Regions from separate parts of the Homo sapiens genome. Here region 1 is linked to region 2. The links are chromatin loops, found by intact Hi-C in ENCODE. Cell type or tissue: PC-3. All regions are shown on one strand.

Region 1 (2,500 bases), 1.4 Mb after region 2:
CCACAACACCTGGTTAATTTTTGTACTTTTTGTAGAGACAAGGTTTCACTGTGTTGCCTAGGCTGATCTCAAATTCCTAGCCTCAAGTGATCTGCCTGTCTTGGCCTCTCAAAGTGCTGGGATTACAGGTGTGAGCCACGGGGCCCTGCCTCTCTTACTCCTCTTAATGTACCTAGGAATTAGCATATTTCTTGGCACCCAGAGATATTTATTGAACAAACAGGACCTTGGTTCTTTCACTACCTTTGGCCTTGGATAAATTGCTCACCCTCTCTCACCCTGTTTTCTCATTTCGTAAGCTCAGAGGGTCTATAAGTGCCCTTTAAGCAGTGACAGTCCACAATCGCCCTGACCTCTGTGTGCTGTTCTCATGTCCCAAGAGAGCTTCTCTCTCTTTATGATCGGGAACAATCAAATCAATTGCGAAAGAGCCTGGCCAGTGACACTGCACCAGCATTTTCCTGAAACCTCTTTGCAAATGATTATTCAGCAAAAGGCTCGGTTAGGCAATAAGCTCCTTGGCAAAGTCTCAAGACACGGTGGAGAACAAGCCCAGTGACTTGCTCTATAATGTCTGCAAGGCTGAACGATTTCTGCATCACCAAGGGAGCCAGAAAGGAGCTTTTTCCCATTAGGTAGCTCATCTTAGAACCATAAAATCTGAGGATTGCTAGAGACCTTAGAGGTCATAGAATCCTCCTGTATACATCCATAGCACACATATAGTGTAAGGAAGGAACTTGGTGAGACCTGACCTATAGCAAGGTTTATCACCCCATCATCAGGGGGCTGTTTTATGTTCAAAAGTCATTTTCTTTAAGGGAGTGACTACATTTTGCTCTATTTCAATGAATAACATTCTTAAGAAATTGTTTAGGGTGCTTGTTAAATGGCTAACTCTATATAAGCAGTTGCTTTGTGCATTTTGTTGCAAACACGATGAGATTTAGTCTGCTCTGGAAACTTGGTTCTCACGTGACATCTACCAAAAACAATAATAGATTATCTTGAAGGTAACAATGTCAGCTTTTTAAATGTCTGAGTGGGGGGTGGGTGGAATAGCTGCTTTCTAAGAACAATTATAAACATTCAATTGCTGAAGAGACCAATGCTTGCCTCTCTTACATGACAATCAGAACACAAATGCTGTTTGTAGGTCAGAGAGCCGTGTTTCTGGTGCTGAAAGACAAGGGCATTGGTTTGGCTTTGCACATGTTATTGTTGAAGGGAATGCTGGAGGCATTTGTGGGCTGTCATGTTCCAGCCAATAAGTGTTGGCTTTAGTATATTTTTCATCAATATGACCTTCAGGTTAATTAAGAAAACAAATCCTTTTTGCTATCGGGCCATATTACCTGAGTTGATAGATATTTCCAATTTTAAGGGCCTCCAAAGAGGATCATTATTGGAGTAACATTTGCAAAAATAAAATCTAACATTCAGAATGAGGGAGTAAGCATTGAACCGCCAAAACAGTAAAATGCCCAGCAGCCATTCAAAAGTGTTTGCTGTCATCTGCTGGCTAGACTGGAAAACTACAGCAACATTCAGGAGCCTGATGTGAAGTTCTCACCGTCGGTAGAGAGAATGTCTGTGTTCCTGTTTGCTATGCCCAAGCAAATAGGAATTGACCGTTCTTCGAGCAATGGAGATGCAATTTCTGAGGCCGAGTGACCTACATAGAGAATACATATTTAAAGACAAAAATATGAGTAGAGTTTCCTCAGTTGCCTGAAAAGACCAAAGAGAGGAATTTTTAAAAAATCATTTCTGAATTTTTCCGTAGTCTCTTCCAAGTCTGGGATTTGGGTTTAATAGCTTAATACAAACACAGAAATTCTAGGTGGTTAGTCAGGAGACCCCCAGGTTCTAGTGGGGTCACAGGGAGGAATATATAGTAACCTCTCTGAGCCTCAGTTTTCTCATTTGTGAAACCAAAAATTACTAAACTCTCGTCAAGCTCTTGGAGTCTATAAAGGTCTTGTTATCCTTTCTGGACAAAGATTACAATCCCACACGCTCTTGCTGGCTGAGTCATTAGAAAGTCTAGCAGAGTGACTAGACGCTGCCAGTCAGATTCCAACTGAAGTTTAAAGACACGAGACCCTTTGCTTAGAACAACTTTGAGAATAGCCATTTCCTTGGAGGTCAGTGATTTAAGATGGAAAGCGAAAGAGAAGTGGAGAGGTCCATGCAATACCCTAAGAGAGGAATTGGACAGCTTCCCTCCTTTCCTGCCAACTGAAGAGCAGATAGATGCTTCCAGCTCTCTTGGCTTTCCATTCCACTTTCAGCACCACCAGCAAATGAGGATTATCCTAGCAGGATTAATGAATCCTCTGAGGACAGGAGGAAGAAGAAAGAGGTGGTACCATACCACACACACACACAAACACACACACACACACACACACACACACGATGCTTGTGGTTAATTATTTTTCTACATAATAAAATGTATTATAATAAACCTTATAATGACCCATGAAAATTTACATGG
Region 2 (2,500 bases):
CACTCACCGTGCTTGCAGAGCATCCCTTGCTGCCTCCCACATCTTTGCCTTTGTTCACAATATTTCTTCTGTTCACCCTTCTCTTCCCCTTTCTATCCATGGATTTCCTGACTCTTCCTTCCCCTCTTGGCCTCCCTATTTTATCCACCACACAATACCCTCTTCAGATTTCTGTCTGAGGACTGATAACACTTCCTCACAGATATTTGTTTAGATCATGAGCTTACCCTGTGACTCTCTGAACTCCTATGATGGATTGCGTGAACTCCTCAGTGCTGGGCCCGTTTGACACAGTCTTTTGGAAAGACACTTAACAACTTCCTGCCTTAGTTTCTTCATCTGTGAAATGGGGATAACAAAAGGATTGTGGAGGAGATAAAGGAAGTGATATGTCTAATAATGCATAATAATAATAAACATAATAATTACTGATATCCATGACATATAACAACAACTTTCCTAATAACTAACACAACATTCACAATGTATCAGGTTCTACTCCAGGGGTTTTACAAATTTAACTCATTTAGTCCTCTGGGTAAGCCTATCAGGTAATTTCTCTTATTACCCCTGTTTACAGATTAGAAACCTGAGGCACAGAGAAGTTAAGGAGTTTTCCCAAGGTCACACAGCTTGTAAGTGATAAAGATGAGGGTTGATTCTGAGTAGTCTGGGCGCCAGAGCCTATGCTCTTAGTCACCAAGCAACACTCCTTCAAATGATCGGTGTTTGTTAATTACCATTAAGTATAAATTGTCTAAAATCTACGATCAAGCTAAGCCTGGAAATTAAAGACCAATGAGCCAATCCACATGGAATACCACTCAGGGGCTGCCTTAAAGATATGAGCCAGCCCTGAGGGTTTCCCTCCTGTCCCCTTACTGACAGGTGGACCAAAAGAAAGGGAAAGAAAACCACATTCCATCTTCACAGAGGTTCCAGTTAGTTCCTAGGCAAACAAGAAATCAAAAGCATCCACAGATGTTGTGTCTACCACCCTGATGCAGAAAGAGCTTAAGGAGAAGCTCTGACAAGGGATAGACAGTTTACTTATGGAAACAAGCAGAAAATTAAATCTGGTCTCTGCCCAGCAAGCATCTCACCTCCCACCATAGCGTCTGGCAGAGAAGTGAGCCAAGGTGGCCCCTGGCGCAGCAAATGTTTGGCACATCCATTTGCACAGGAGGGGGAAGAAGGCGCATTCTCAAACACCCTTCCCATCACCTTTCAGGATCTTAGGTGCCTTCTCTACAGCCATGGCACAAACCTTTACCACTAGGGGGCGGCTAGACATTTCGATTGGCTACCAGGCAAGCGGCCAGCTCAGGACAGGAGCAGTGCTCTGTGAAAGAATGGATTCCTGGTTTGTTCTAAGTACAAACAAGGGGGAAATGCTTCTGCAGGGTTAAATGAGGTTGACACGCTCCCCGCGGCTGACCAGACAGTCCCTCCTAACTCTTACCCACCCTGGGCAGCTCTCTCAGCGCGGTGTGGGGCGGGAGTGGGAGCTGATGGGGGGTGCTCTCTATTCAGACTCTACTTGTTCTAGACTGAGTCACTGGTGGGGGCAGCGGTGTTTGAAAGTGGGCATCACTCTTGGGCTCCCACATTGACTGTAGTTTTACGGAATGTTTGGTGAGTAACTAGTTTTCTAACTTTTCTTTATTTCTCTCATATATTTGTCCATGTTCTTTCCTATGTCATCAAAGAGGATGCCAGGAAAACCCAAAGAAAGGCCCTAGGAGGAAACCAGTATGAGTGCCAAGATGAGCCAGAACCAGGGTGGGGCTGAGAGGCGCCCAGGCAGCTGCTTTCATTGTGCACCTTCCCCTAGTCCCAGCCCCAAATCACCATGGTGACAGATACCCAGCAGCATTGAGAAACAGAGAGCTTTTTGTTTTCTGCCATGCTTTTAACTCCTCACTCCACTTGTCTCCACCTCCACCCTCTTCAGCCTATACAACTTCTTGCTCATTCCTGTGAAGGTATTGGCTGATAAGAAACAATAAGGACTTCCTAAATAGAGGACTTTGGTATAAAAGTAGCTAACATTTATTAAGCGCTTACTATGTGTCAGACACTCTCCTCAATGCTTTGCAGTATTGGCTCACTTAATTCTCTCAACAATGTGGCAAAGAAGGTATTTATTTTACAGATAAGGTAACTGAGGCACAGAGAGGTTATGTAACTTGCCCAAGGTCACACAGTAGATGGGGGAGTCACAATTTGAATCTAGGGAGTTCTTACTCTTAGGCTCACACGTTGCTTGAGATACCAGAGAACATTCAGACATGTGAAACACTGGACTGTGGGCTACCAGGGGGCAGAAAGGGATTGTGATTTGGTGTTCTTAGTTGGCAACCCCCACAATCACAAACGATGTCTATGTGGCAGGCTGGCTGGGGCTGAGAGCTACTGCCTTTGGGTTACATTTGAGCAGATTGCTGTTCTTCTCCTGAATACCTGGTTTGGCATCCTTAGGGTTGGTTTATTATGACCC

What was found. Peaks named below come from ENCODE experiments on the same cell type or tissue, not always from the same donor. Only the 100,000 strongest peaks of a DNase experiment are listed, where the experiment ranks them.
Region 1: a loop joins it to region 2, with 17 times the contacts of the local background. A loop is called at or near these places in 3 of 110 quality-filtered maps.

What each region holds. Positions count from the first base shown.
Region 1 is chr10:26,555,749-26,558,248 of GRCh38, forward strand. All of the region lies in intron 11 of APBB1IP (amyloid beta precursor protein binding family B member 1 interacting protein), which reads left to right. Among named protein-coding and RNA genes, the nearest start is that of LINC03028, 22 kb to the right of the region's middle. In PC-3, a CTCF peak has its summit at 1,519 (motif pointing left); a DNase peak (open chromatin) is centred at 1,523; H3K27me3 peaks cover 1,443 bases.
Region 2 is chr10:25,112,052-25,114,551 of GRCh38, forward strand. It overlaps LINC01516 (long intergenic non-protein coding RNA 1516), which reads left to right and starts at 1,007. Exons shown (of 8, transcript NR_120649.1): 1 at 1,007-1,635. RefSeq lists a silencer at 1,324-1,373. In PC-3, a CTCF peak has its summit at 1,287 (motif pointing right); DNase peaks (open chromatin) are centred at 1,300 and 1,900; H3K4me3 peaks cover 438 bases; H3K27ac peaks cover 1,606 bases.